Regions from separate parts of the Homo sapiens genome. Here regions 1 and 3 are each linked to region 2. A link is a loop called in an ENCODE intact Hi-C map of the cell type or tissue named here. Cell type or tissue: endothelial cell of umbilical vein. All regions are shown on one strand.

Region 1 (5,000 bases), 190 kb before region 2:
ACCCAATAATGCCAGAGAAGATGAGTCAGAAATTCTTTCTGTATGAATTTGTGGACGGACCAGACTCTCCTATTTCCTATTTTTTTATTTTTTTGGGATGGAGTCTTGCTCTGTTGCCCAGGCTGGAGTGCAGTAGCACAATCTCGGCTCATTGCAACCTCCACCTCCTGGGTTCAAGTGATTCTCCTGTCTCAGCCTCCCATGTAGCTGGGACTGCAGGTGCACGCCACCATGTCTGGCTAATTTTTTTGTGTTTTTAGTAGAGATGGGAGCTCACCATGTTGGCCAGGCTGGTCTTGAACTCCTGATCTCAGGTGATCCACCTGCCTCGGCCTCCCAAAGTCCTGGGATTACAGGTGAACCACTGTGCCCAGCCTCTCTTAGTTTCTAAAAGATCATCCCTGTCCCTCTTGCTGTTCTCCTGTGGCCAGGTACTTACCTGTGTTCCCTAGACAAGGGGACTCTGTCCTCTTGGTCACTGCCATTAGCTAGGGAGGTGGTGGTGATGTGGCACAAGGTGGAAGGGTAATTCAGAGATACGATGGTGCAAATCACCCTTGCCCATCTCAGGCAGTCTTCTAGCTCTACTCCTGTGGTCTTTTTTTTTTTTGGCCCAGATATGGAGGAAATTTCTCATTCCAGCCTCAGAATGATTTGTAGTGGGAATATTTACTGTCTTGCTCTCATCTCCCCAACATATAATTGCAAAAATAAAACAATCTGACACTGGTACATTTCCTGAGATCTGAGCTGTCCAGTTGTAGCCAAGGTCATCCTGATAGAGAATGATGTAAATACTATAAACAGTTATCTATGGGTCCTATTTATGTCATTCCTAGAAGAAAACCTCGGGATTCACTGGAGACTGAGGAGTAAATCAACACTATCCACAGTCAAATCAGGTTTGAGCTGGGCTGCATTGAATTCACAATCAATCAGAACTGTATTGGATTTTGTTGCTGAACCTTAGCTTTTGGTGAAGAATTCAAAGGTGGCAATGTTTTCCTAAATTTGGCATTCTTTTGACACAGCTGAAAAAATTTCTTACACGTGCAAGAGACCAGTGTTGAAGAGCTATGTTATTGCTATCCTGAGAATTCCTATATAAGGGACTTAGGGTGTGTTCATTAGATGAAACTAATTTACACCTGGCCCCACTCTTCAATTCAGCTTTATTTCTTCTTTCAGGAATGCACCTTTTAAAAATGGCTTGTGGCAGAGTAGCTATAGTTTTAAAACATAAATACACAAAAGTGTCTATAAAACTATGCATTTCTATATACTCAGAGATGAAGAGGTTATTCATGGTAAACAAGCCTTCCTAGATTGGGTGTATGTTTTCTTGCCCTTGCTTTCTTTTTTAAAATACCATTTATAATACTTTGTACAATCAATTATTATTTTAAAGTACATTAATTTAGCAGATGTCAATTATTTGTAACACTTTCTATGCTTCCCTTTTCTTGCTACCTGGTGCCAAGGCCTGGTCCTAAGGATTATTACAAACTGTGTGTATGTTTTTCTTTCATTTTGCCTCTCATCTTTTTTACTTTTTTTTTTTTTGAGACACGGTCTCACTCTGTCATCCAGGGTGGAGTGCAGTGGTGCAATCTCGGTTGCAGTGGTGCAATCTCGGTGCAGCCTCGCCCTCCCGGGCTCAAGCGATTCTCCTACCTCAGCCTCCCGAGTAGCTGGAACTAGAGGCTCATTTTTCTATTTTTTTGTAGAACAGGGTTTTGCCATGTTGGGCAGGCTGGTCTGGAACTCCTGGGCTCAAGTGATCCGCCCAGCTCGGCCTCCCAAAGCGCTGGGATTACAGGCGTGAGCCATCGTGCCTGTCCCTCTCTTCTGTTCTATTTTTATCCATTCGATGCCATATCAGAAACAACGGTAAGAATTTATTGCTTTTAGAGGAACCTCTGTCTACTCCCAATTCTAACCCAAATGCAGGGATGAGTAAAATGAAAAAGTGGCAGTTTGAAATAAAGGAGCTATTAAAACAGTAGGAGTACCTTGGAAACAGCAGCAAGACTTCTGGTAGAGATGATGATGTTACTTTGATGTTGTTGCTGTTGTTGTTTTAAAGAAGCCTTTGCACTCCTATATGATGATGTTACTTTGAATGGTGGACTGTGACATCTTCTTCCACAGACTGAGGAATAAACATGTAGCTTCTGACTCTGGACTTGATATTCAGTAATCGTTATCTTTCATTATCAAAGATAATGAAATAATTCCTTCCTTATTGTTGAGTGGTATGACATAAGAAATACGCAGCTAAAAGGGCATATATCATGGAACTATTTACAATGGGATTATTTTTCTATTTCTAAATTGGTTTGAGAATCAGAGGCTGTTATAATCTGAAAAAGCACTAGAGGGAGCCAGATCCCTGTCTGAGGAATTCTTTCCTCTGGTGGGGAAACACTGCTTGTAGCCCACATTTAAATCAGCTGTGCTGGCTTCAGTGGCGCAATGAGTTAGCGTGGTACTTATAAATCAGCTTGCAGACTTGTGAATTTTGTGCCCAGCCTTAGACATATAATTTCAGGCAAAAATTCCCATATGTATCTTTAATAGAAAAGGGATTTTAGCATTACCAAGATATCATTATGTATTTTTTACTTGTTATTTTTATTTTTTTGTGGAGCTCAGTTCACATTTTTTTTTAGCTCAGTTCACAGACATGATTCCACGTGCATTAGAGATTTAAGAATCACAGATCTTAGAGGGTAAAGTGTTACACAATAAAGGGACCTAAGAGACTTCCAAATACAATTGGTGGACCGTGTTTGGATTATGATTCAAGCAAAGAGTGATAAGAAGATGCTGGTGAGACAACTAGGGAAATTTGAACAGGAAGACAATCTTATATCATATTATGGGATTACTCTTAATCTTTTTCGGTGTCATAATGATATCTTGGGGCTGGGCATTGTGGCTCATGCCTGTAATCCCAGCACTTTGGGAGGCCACAGTGGGAGGACTGCCTGAGCCCAGGAGTCTGAGACCAGCCTGGGTAACATGGCAAGACTCCATCTCCACAAAAAAAAAAAAAATAAAAAATAAATAATGATATCTTCTAAAATCCCTTTTCTATTAAATATAAATATGGGAATTGAAAGTATGTGTGCGTGTGTGGAGAGAGGTGGGAAGATAATAGAAGAAACAAGATTGACAACATCTGGTAATTGTTGGAGCTGGAGTTCATTATGCTATTTATTCTCCCTTTGTGAATGTTTTAAATTTACCTTTAAAAGTGAAAATGAAAAAGTAGAGACACTATATTCTTACAATATATATTTATGATGTAGTTTACCACCATTTATGGCTAATGTGTATTTCTTAGGTTGCAAACTAAATTTGCAAGAAAATATCACCTTTCCCCATAATTGAATTTAATTTCTAGTTTGAAGTTTTATTTTACTAGATGTCAGAAACCAAATATCAATTAATTCAGAGTAACCTCACATTGCACTGAGTCAAAAAATTAATTCAAGATCATCTTGGTCAATTCTGGATTTTTCCCACCTCATCTGCCAGCAGAATTGCTAAGTGAAAGTGAGTGAGAGGTGGTGCTGGTGAGTCAGGGGCTGGTCCTTGGTTGTCACCTCCTGAGTCAGATATCTAGTCAGACAACCTTCACCTTCTCTTGGGTAGGTTTGTCCTTGCAAATAACAGCCACATTGTCTGACGACCATCCGTAAAACCTCCCCAGATCTGCCTCTCCCTAGCTCTGTCAAACCTCCCTAGGGATGGGGAAACATTCAGAGGCTTTCACTCTGGCTTTCTCAGCTCTGCCCTTGTGGCCATTTCCGCTGTATTGCTCCAACACTATGTTTGTCATGGAAGGTCCTGGAACACTTCTCTAGGACATTTGCCACTTCCACAGGTTCTATTTGGGAACAAAGGCATTTTCTGCTTTCAAACCCTTAACAAATCTAGGGGCTTCAGTGTTCAGTCCTCAGAGACTAGGGATGTACACAGGCCACGTTCTAATATCTAATATCTCTTCCTGAATATCTCTTCCTGCAATGTCTAATATCTCTTCCTGAAGCCTGTGTTGTCTTCGTCTGGTCTGGTGGGTAGACTTAGCTCATAATCTATAATGATTGCTTATAGCATAAACATACCCAAAGTCCTTCAGAGCTCTGGATGCAGAGAAAGGTCACAGGTTCACAGAAATCATGAAGAAAAATTTTCTTCAATTAACATAATAAAATACTGTGCTATTGAATAATTTTAATTCAAAACTTAACATTTGCTTCTCACCACATAAATAAACTAGTGAAGCAGTAGTAAATAGTAGTTGTGAATGTAGGTTCTGGGCTTAGAGACCAGTGTTCTAATCCTGCCTCTGTCTTTTTAGTACGGATCAGGCACAAATTAAAGTTTCTAAATCTCATTTTTTTTTTTTTTTTTTTTTTTTTGAGTCAGAGTCTTGCTCTGTCGCCCAGGCTGGAGTTCAGTGGCGCGATCGCGGCTCACTGCAAGCTCTACCTCCCGGGTTCACACCATTCTCCTGCCTCAGCCTCCCGAGTAGCTGGGACTACAGGTGCCCCCCACCATGCCTGGCTAATTTTTTGTATTTTTAGTAGAGATGGGGTTTCACAATGTTACCCAGGATGGTCTCGATCTCCTGACCTCGTGATCTGCCTGCCTCGGCCTCCCAAAGTGCTGGGATTACAGGCGTGAGCCACCACGCCCGGCCCTAAATCTCATATTTTTAAATCATAAAGCAGAGGTATTGATATCTACTGTGCAATGTTTTGGGGGAGGGTTTAACAAGAATATGTATATAAAGTGCACATAGATTTTGGCCCTTTGTATAAACCTATAAATGGCAACCATTTTTATTATTAAGAACAGCAAACAGGCAGGAAAAGCCCCTTATGCAATTTTTGCATCTGGTTAATGAACCTTTCTCCTACGACTTCCTAAGTTATTAGCTCAGATCTCAAAGAACCACATAGGAATCTGGGTGCAGCCCGGGGCATGGA
Region 2 (5,000 bases):
CCCTTCAAAGTGCTCTACATGTAAGAATTACAGTATCACCCCCTAAGTCTTTCCAACAAAATCATCTTATAGATTATTCAAGTCATGTAATCATAAATGAGAACATCTGAAAGGGTTACCGATGCCACCCTATGTCCTTTATAATATCCCAGGTCAGGTAAGAGGCCACCCACTCCTTGTATATATTGTCAAGGAAGCCAAGAAAATAAGAGTGACATTTCCAATATGTAGTGGGACCAAAAGCCCAAATACAAAGATAGAAAGGGCAATGACTAAGCACCACATGAAAGAAATAAAAAACTTACCAGGTGTTGGCACATTTCTGCTGTGGCTCATGAAGTAAGGATGATGCTGTTGCTATGCAGAAACAAAATATTTGGAAGTGACAAATTAATCTTATTTTCAGTTTGTGCCCCAGTGTATTTGTTTGCAGGACGTGCACTGTTCATTGACAAGATATAAGAAGACCTAAAGGGAACTAGAGGAAAATAGAACAGGCAGGGGAAAACGAATGTAAAATACTTGGGCTATTTAACTTGAAGGAAAAACTAAAGATTACTCAGCTTTAGATCACTGAAGAGTGATCTAATAATTGGCTTTTAGGAAACACAGAGATTTATTGTATAGAGTACAGTGTACAGTTGGCACTCAACAAAGAACTCACAAGTCTGTTGGAGTTCACAGACACTGGCCTTCAGGGAGAGTCACAGAAAATTGAAGAAAGGTGCCCTATCAGGAACAATGGCCCCTCTGCCATCAAGTCCATTTGGTATCTAAACCAGTTCAAAGAGATGTTTTCATCTCTCATTTTTAGAGACATAATTGATCCTAGATGGGATTAAGGGTGGAATGACATGGAAGAGCTGGATCTGAAGCATGCTCTTGGAGAAGAGCTGATGATTGACACCAGGAAAATTCAGAGCCAGGAGACAAGGAGAGGTAACTGCTTAGCAGCTCTTAAGCCTTCAGAGATGACAGAATCTGCTTTGGTTGCCTGAAGAGATTGTCCTCCACATTAGACAGATAAGGATGGAAAAAACATAATAAGCAGCTTTTTGTAATTGACATGTGGGATGAAACTGGCAGGCAGAGAAGCTCAACCTACATCAAGATAAGCTTGGCTTGTGGTCAGGCTGAAGGACTTGTCTTGAGATTTTTCAAGTTAGTAGGAATGACTTCCAGACTGAAAAGCACTGTAAGGGAAAAAAGATGCACAAAACACCAAGTGTCCTCTATGGGTTTGTGGACAGACTTTCCACATTGTTAATGGAAATGATTTGTCACATTTTATAGAGTTAGTACACATGGAATGAATCTGTGTTCGTACTTCTGAAGGTCAGAGTCCCATATACTATTCACCTGAATTTTATAGACTAAGTAGTAGATTAGAAATACCTTCACCAAGCAGGCCAGATCAATTGCAGATCTCTTAGAACATGGACAGATTTCCTGTGTATGACACTGTCATCTGTCTTTATAAACCACTGGACACAGGCCTGACTACCTTCTAGATTACTAAACTCATTTGAGAATAGAACATGATACAAAGAATTAAAGGGGTAAGAAACAAGATTTAGCAGTTGCCATATTTTGCTGTATTTTCCATTCATTTTTCTTTTGGGAAAGATTTTGTTATGTGATCTAGTTAAAAAGAAATTTTACAGAACCTGTTAATACATAAAACTGAAGAACATTTTTCTTAAGTATTTTAAACTATAAGACAAAGTCTGAGCAGCTATCATACTTTATATAGTGAATTGTTAGAGGTCTTTTGAAAACCAAGAGTTTTGGTCACCTTGACTTTATTTCGTTTTTTCCTTGCTATACCTGATGATAAATCATTGCTTGGAGTGATGTAATGTGCACTTGTGTCTCAAGTTCATGTTTGTACTGCGTTTATACAGAAAACATGCTCCTTTACAGAGTGAAGTCAATGTACATCTCCTTTACAGAGTGAAGTCAATGTACATCACAGGTTAGCCCTGGAAAATGTTGTTTGCTTTTCTGGAATTTGGTTCTGCTCTACATCAAGATTTCAATGTAAAAAGATTAGATTTCCACAGGTGGCTTTGCATTAGTCAGAACTGAAATCAGAGTCTATTACTTCTAAGAGGTCATGGAAAGCAACTAATTCAAGACACATGGGGGTCTTGCCCAACATGATACATATAGTTAATAGAAAAACTAGCACCAGAATGTGTTGAGTGTTCTTTGCATACAACATATTACAGTAACTTTTGACGTAGCTATATCTGGATAATCCCAAAATGGAACTAGACTCGAGTAGAATTGGGATGCACTTGAGGCTATCAGACACTAGGTGGCATCTGTCTCTTTTTGCATCTGATGGGTAGATAATGTTTCAGTTGGATTTGTACATTGAGGGGAAGTAGACAATAATTTGCAATCTATGATCTTCATTCTTGTATAGATTTATGTGAACTAAGCTAGCACCAATGACTCATAAACTAATTTCAGCATTGCAAATGAGAGGTACCAAGTTCTTGGGAGATACAAATAATCTTTGTGAGTACAGAAGTTCTAAAACATATCACTTGCTTAACCTTCTCAGCTTGGGTATTTAATATCTAGAGGGTTTTAAAACTTCATGACTTTATGAAAATTATACAAGGGATTGACTGAGAATTAAGCCATTTTATGGAATGAAAATTATGTTATTATACTACATAAATGTCGATAAAAATTGGAAGTGTGATATTAATTTCTGATGCCCCATTAGTAGAAGTTGGTAAACATATGTAATCAGGTATAGTTAAGGGAATAATTTCTGTTCTAAACCAGTCTAATTTTCTTAAGTTTTTAGGTTCTATGGATCCTACTCTGAGGTTCTAGGAAAAAAAAATTTTCTTCAACTTTCATAAGTTCTTTGTTGAAATGGAGCCCTGTAGCAATAGGCAGATTAATAAGAGAAAAACAAACAAAAATTTATTAACATATATATTTTATAAATACATGGGAAACACCCAGGAGATGAATAGTCTTAAAGAAGTGGCTTTGAATTCCAGATTATATGTATCATCAACAAAGAACAGTGACATTTTAGAGAAATGACAAGACAAAAGACAGGACTTTGAATCTCCAGCAGCAGCCAATGGTGGGCAGGCAGATAAAGGTGAGTTAGTAAAGCTTGTTAATGTAGATTCCTGTCATCCCATCTCCAGGCTGACATGTGTCCAAAGCTGTCTTCAGTGGTTAATTTTTTTCTCTCCCTGGTAGAGAAGGGGGTCAGGATACCTTTTATCTTTGTAAATCTGCTTCCTGCTTTTTGGCAAATAGAGGTAGGGCAGAGAGCTGTACTGCATCTGCTTGTTCTTAATTCAACTTAACAATCCTTCATATTTTGGGGTGGCATATTCTTGTCTCCCACAATGTATTAATGTTTTTCTCTTCTGTGTTTAAAATGCAGATGTGTTCTGAAGTCAAGAGTCTCTGCTTATGAGTAAGGGCTTCTGTGAAATCTCTGTTGCTGGTTAAGTTGCCCTGGACGTGACTTCTTTTTCTTTCCTACAGCTTTGTAGCTTTCTGCGTCTTTAGTCAGAGTACGCTGTTTACCTGGTTGGCTGCCTCTCTTATTTGGTCCCTTGGTGGCAGGGTAAGAGGGAATTAAACTTTGCTCATTTTGGTAGAACTTTTTAAACTTTCAGATACAAGCTGAAAACTGGTCTCCTATTTTATAGAAACATAGATATTACATTTTGCTTTCAAGGAGAATAAGTCTGTAGACAGATCTTATATAGTTGGGCACAGGAGCTATTACAAAATATGAGAACACTATTGTGACTGTTTCCTCTAATGGTCTCTTAGCCTTGCTTTGTTCCTGAATTTTCATCATGGTCTTAATTACTGGCATGGACCAAGTTATTGTCTCCCCTTACTCTCCATTCATAGGTTGACATCCAAACTGTCAATGTGATGGTATTTAGAGATGGGTTACCCTTTGGGGGTAACTAGGTTTAGACAAGGTCATGTGGTTAGGCCTTAGTGATAGGATCATGTTCTTATAAAGAGACACCAGAAAGCTTGTTCTCTGTCTGTCTCTGCCATGTGAGGACACAATGAGAAAGTGGCTGTCTACAGGTCAGGAAGAGAGCCTTTACCTGGCACTGAATCAGCCAGTACATTGATCTTGGACTTTCTCCCCTCCAGACCTATGAGAAACAAATTCCTTTTGTTTGAGTCATCCAGTCCATGGCATTTTGTTACTATAGCCTGAGCAGACTAATTCAGTAACCATCGTGTCATGATATTACTTTAAGGGGGAAAAAGAGTACACTTCTGTGTTGCTTAGTGACAGGGATATCTTCTGAGAAAAGTGTTAGGCAATTTCATTGTTGTGTGAACCTCATAGAGTGTACTTACCAACCTAAATGGTATATATATTTTTCATGTGAAAACCAAATATGCCAGCACCATTATTGAATATCAATCATTTCCCCTACTTGACCTGAAATGCCAATATGAAGTACCACATATCAGGTTTCTATGTATGCTCCGTTATAATCTTCTGAAACCACTGTTTTATATGCAATCCATCACTGATGGAATTGTTACGTGGTACGTGACTGTACTTTTTAAAACTGTGGTCAACATGAGCATCAGACTCTCTTACAAACAACCCAGCCATCTTTCTGCAATTAGAAGCATCTCAGGTACTTTACTCCTTAATAGTTTCATTTTATACAAGAGCCAGCAGCAAGAATCTCTCTTTGCAAGCCCCAGCTGGGGAACCAAGAGTGATTGTTTAGGCTGTGAGTGTTAGTGATGGTGGGTGTAATGGGAGGATGGGTATCATGCTGATATTGGCAGAGGGTGCAATTTGACTCATTTAACATGTATAATGGTTTGCACCCTGCATTAAGGATGGTGTGTTTTGAAACTGAGACTTTGAGGTAAATAAATTAATGAATACAGATAAAATATTGAAGCAGGAAATTTTAACATGTTAATGTCCATTTCTATTTGTGGTCATCCTGTACAAC
Region 3 (5,000 bases), 1.3 Mb after region 2:
GTGACGGGTAGAATCTCCAAATATCATATTCTTTCCACTTTATCACTTCTTTCTGAAAACCATGTATTCTGCTAAAGGGCTCCTCCCTACATCCTATTATTTTCTATGATTCAAAGATAGTTATAAACAGCAGGCACCAGCAGATATTTCCAATGAACACTGTAACAATCAAATCGGTCTTTTGGTAGTGGGACTAACGTTCAAGGTTTGATTTGCGGAATCCAAATGGTAGAATGAAAAAACTGGAAGACATTCAGTTATTTTATTTACTTCTATTATTTATAGATTGGTCACAAGCAGGATGGGAGACAAATGTTTAAATGATTAGTGTAAAGCTGTAAGAAAAAAACAAAGCACGTGCCTCAGAGAGCAACTGTATCTTTAGAGAAGACTCACATTAGATAAATGAGCATTTCTCCCCACCTTAAAATTAAAAATACTGTTGTCAAACATCTTTTCCTCCTTTCCTAAATGGTTACTTGTTTCAAGCTCCTTTTTATGCATATCCCAGCTCTTCCCTACAAAAAGCTCCACAAATAAACAAAAGACACTGTAGAGGCTCCATCTCCAAACAAGCTCCTAGCAGGAATTTCAAACTGCTCTGTTGTTTGTTTCCCTTTGCTTCCCTGCTGCAAGCAGACAGCAGACAGTCGGCCCAGCTTTGCCTGCAGCAGAAGTGATTGAACAAAGAAATCCCAGGGTCCAAACTGTTCAAAAGACCTTCTGCAAACACTTTAGGGCCAGTGAATTTTCAAAACCTGTGCCTTTTGCTTTAAAATTAAGAAGGGTCAGGATGAACACCCAACTGGATGCTGGAGGGTTGAGGGAATGTTCAATGACTGAAGACAGAGGAGGATTCCTGCAGCCTCTTGAGAGGGTCTGAAATGCAGGTGGGGGTGCGGAGGTCAGCCATGAGGAACATTTGTGAATAGAAAGAAAAAATATGGTATTTCTTTGTCATACACATAGTCCCCTCTTTCAGATTTCTATTCCACAGGTAACTAACCTAATTCAACATTTATCACCGATGGCTGAAACCCAGCTTCCTCTCTGATCAGTTTAGTCTATAGGGTAAATGCTGCTTAAAAATCATCAAGGTGACAGAAGAACTGTGCCTAATTAACACTCTCCTAATACTCCAGCAAATAACAAGCCTGCTGTGGGGGAAAAAATGCATTCACACTTCCTTATCAAATTAGGGCCAAAAAATGCTCCTAATTAGCTAAAATCAATTAATGTGACAGCAAAATGAATGTATTTATACTGTCAGCGAAAGGTATAGCCAGAGAAGTGGGAAATATATAAAGAAGCTGCTGGAGTTTCTTAAAGCAGTTATGAAGGGGCTGATGCTTTGAGAATTTTATCAATGACACCCAGAATCTGAGGGAGATTTACCTTGGAGGCAGCCTCTGTCCTGTATTTGCGGACACCCTGGGATGTTGTAGCACTTGGATGATTCTCATTGTGGTTATTCATTAAAACATGTAGTTAGTTTATCAACAGTCATCATGTAGAGCTAGGTGCTTATTTGCAAACACACGTATAAATGCATTTATACACAAATAAAATAGGTGCCTTAGACTACTACGAGTAGGCTGTTTATGAGTTACATTAGTTATATTTTCTATAAAGTTGTCATGGCTAGTCACTATTTAGCAAACTTTTTTGCTAGGATTATACTCAGTTCAAAATGTGTTGAAGAAAAGTTGTACTTGCTAAATAACTCAGGCTGGGGGTCTTGGCATTACCTCATTTTGATTCTTCTCCACTTCTGGTCTTTTGATTCCAATGCTGAACACATTAGTTAGCTTGAGAGAACTTGTTATTAACAATACAATAAATTGTTCACAAAAATGCTCATATTATGATATGGGGTTAAATGTGATCTAAAATAGGCTTTTTAGAAAGCCTAACAAAAATTCTCATATTATGATATTGGGTTAAATGTGATCTAAGATAACAATCATATTTACCATGACTTATTTCCATTCTGGACCAAGTATTTTTTTAACGGATATTTGGGCAGGTTTTACCACAAAGGTTAGCACCTCCCTTAATTATAGCTGATTCTCACTGAAATCATCATCAAAGATTTCATTTGCGCTCTACAGAGTCAGTGGACACGATGGATGTCAGCTCTCCCCCGTGTGTGGATGGTGTTAGCATCTTGGTATGTTTGTTTACTTAATGAAGTGTCTGGAGGCCTCTACTGGTGTTTAGGAAAATATCAACTGAGACAGAACAATAATTGTAGGAAGATTCTAAGCAGGCAAACCTCCTTTACATGTGAACTTATTCCAAAATCTCAGTTCTCCATTCCTTATCACTCTTTCATTACTGTAAACATTGGTAAGCTGATTATTATCTCCCAGTGTCACCTTTTCTAAGTATGCTGTACAACCACAGGATACCCTGTTTTCTCTGCTGTGGCAAATGCCATCCAGTCCTGCCCATGATAGCTGCACTAAATTATCAGCCTGAAGATTATTTTTTCACCCTCTGTCAGTTTATATCACGTCTGAACTTCCCATTCTCTAGGGATTAGGGCAGCTTTTCCATCAAACCAGCTGTTTGCTTTCTTTTTTTTTTTTTTTCTAATAATGGCAAAACAGCTTTCTTATGAATTAACAGTGTCCATATCAGATGGGAAAAACATAGGTTTCCGTTTCATATCTGTTGTATTTGCAGTCTGGTACAACCGACAATCATAAAACACAGTGAGATGCTGCCGAGAGGAGAGATGGGTGGGAGACAATAAAATCTGGAGCAAAAAGACATAAACTTGATTATAAAATTATTTCCAAAGCATACAAGAAGGGAAAAGGTGATTACCATTAATTGTGACCTTCCAATGCATCATACTTTTAGTAACTTTTCTCAAATATCAATAATATAAGTCATTTATTTCAATAATCAACTGTTCAATAAAATTTATTATAATGTTTACAATAGATAACTCTAGTATTCCTCCACCACTGGAAGAAGATGGCAAAGAAAAGAGAACTATAGAGTTAAGTAACACACCCAGCAAGCTAAATTAATATATACTCATCAATGTATTCCAAAATTCAATACAAGCACACTCTTGAAACACAAGCAAGGGAGATAATTCCTGTTGATTGAATTGTGACATGTCTCAGGTCTACTTCCCTAATAGCAGGTCCTGAGGCTAGGATTCTTAGGCTGGTTTTTGTTTGTTTGTTTTTAAGAAAATGCTCTTGGGGGGACCAGTGGGAGTTAAAGAAGTAAGATGTAAAAGAGAAGCTAAGCAGGAAATTGATTTCTGGTGCACCTAGCCTCAGCCTGTTTCTGTAATTGTACCAGGCTGCTATCTCCCTCCTGGAGGCAAGGCAGTAGGTATTTACCAGTCAAGAAACAACTCTGGCATAGCCCTCAGCCTCCTTTGAATTAGATGGCTCCAGTTGTCCAAAGGATTTCATGTGAGGTATTAGCAGAAGCAACAACAGCAGCCTTCAAAGGAATCCCCAGGTTCTGAGAGAGACGTCAAAAGAGTACACTAAACCATAAGATTCTTTTATGGCGTTTATTAAGAACCAGTGTTCAATCTATATCAAACAAATTTTGTGACTGCCTGGTAAATTTAAAGGCTAATGAGAACCTTTAGGCCCTTTGAGACATGTGTAGATATAAAAGGTTGTAACTTTCTTGACTATCTTGCCTATCCTATCTACGATCCCATTTTTCTACAAGATTCTGAGTAAAAAAAAAAAAAATCAATTGTCTAATGATTTTAAAATGACAGTACAGTTTTCTTTCAATAAAGAAGATAGGCTGGGTGCAGTGGCTCACATCTGTAATCCCAGTATTTTGGAAGGCCAAGGCACGTGTATCACTTGAGGCCAGGAGTTCGAGACCAGCCTGGCCAACATGGCAAAACCCTGTCTCCACTAAAAATACAAAAAAAAAAAAAATAGCCATGCATGTGGTGGTGCATGCCTGTAATCCCAGCTACTCGGAAGGCTGAGGCATGAGAATTGCTTGAGCCTGGGAGGTAGAGATTCCAGTGAGCAGAGATCATGCCATTGCACTCCAGCCTGGGCGACAGAGCAAGACTCTGTCTCAAAAATAAATAAATAAATAAATAAATAACACGAAAGCTTTAAGTATAAGAAATACAAAACTACCTATTAATGTGAGTCATGCAGCTATACTTTTTGGCAAGAGATTTTTAAAGTTATAAATGATATTTGGGGGTAGCTTTTACTATTTTGCAAGGGTTTCAGACTATTCTAATTCCATTTTAATTTTACTACCTATTCATGTAAAAAATATAGTATGGGTTATTTATGAAATTTTAAAGCTCATGGAATTTTAATTGGGTAGAAAAGGAAGCTGAGATTTCACTTACATCTGTCAAGTTCTGCTAAGGAGATCTGCCATAACTCATGCAAGTAGCAAAATGGCACTCACTCATTTTATAGTCAATTATGCATCTGCCATAAGTGAACATTTGTTATGTCAGGTAATGTCAGAAAGGATTTCTGAACATGTCTTCACAGTCTCTTAAACGTTAGAGCATGATCCCCACCTCAACTAAACATTCTTCTAAATGGGCACTAGACCATCCTGACTGTTGCTCAAGAAAAGATCATGGGCTATAGAATCAAGTACAGCTGGGATTTCAGATATGCTCTGCTGTCTATGAGCTGTGTGATCTTGGATCTGTCACTTTCTTCTCTCTTAGGATGAGCTATATCCTCTGTTTTATAGAAAGCCTAGATAATATTATCTACCATCCAGAGTTACTGTGAATATTAAAGAAGATAAATATTTTATAAAGATAGTACATATAACAACTCATATTCTCAAATACCCTGAAAAGACAGAAAATACATTTTCTAAAGATTTAAAAATTATTTCAAAACAGAGTTTAATGAGTAAGCCCAAACTTTGGAGTTACTCTCAAAAAGCAGAAAGCAGGGGCAGTTCCAAGATGGCTGAATAGGAACAGCTACAGGCTACAGCTCCCAGCGTGAGTG

What was found. Hi-C counts contacts between places; a loop is a spot of excess contacts. Peaks named below come from ENCODE experiments on the same cell type or tissue, not always from the same donor. Only the 100,000 strongest peaks of a DNase experiment are listed, where the experiment ranks them.
Region 1: a loop joins it to region 2, with 7 times the contacts of the local background. A loop is called at or near these places in 14 of 110 quality-filtered maps.
Region 3: it touches region 2 in a loop (31-fold over the local background); 4 of 110 quality-filtered maps call a loop at or near these places.

The regions. Positions count from the first base shown.
Region 1 is chr2:151,236,430-151,241,429 of GRCh38, reverse strand. No RefSeq gene overlaps it. Among named protein-coding and RNA genes, the nearest start is that of RBM43, 23 kb to the left of the region's middle. In endothelial cell of umbilical vein, a CTCF peak has its summit at 2,370 (motif pointing right); a DNase peak (open chromatin) is centred at 2,459.
Region 2 is chr2:151,049,121-151,054,120 of GRCh38, reverse strand. LOC105373686 (a long non-coding RNA gene) reads left to right here and starts at 3,540. Exons shown (of 4, transcript XR_002959484.1): 1 at 3,540-3,613. In endothelial cell of umbilical vein, a CTCF peak has its summit at 2,309 (motif pointing right); a DNase peak (open chromatin) is centred at 2,340.
Region 3 is chr2:149,796,694-149,801,693 of GRCh38, reverse strand. The region is part of intron 2 of MMADHC-DT (MMADHC divergent transcript); the gene reads right to left. The region is part of intron 3 of LINC01931 (long intergenic non-protein coding RNA 1931); the gene reads left to right. Among named protein-coding and RNA genes, the nearest start is that of LINC01931, 60 kb to the left of the region's middle. In endothelial cell of umbilical vein, a CTCF peak has its summit at 2,182; a DNase peak (open chromatin) is centred at 2,183.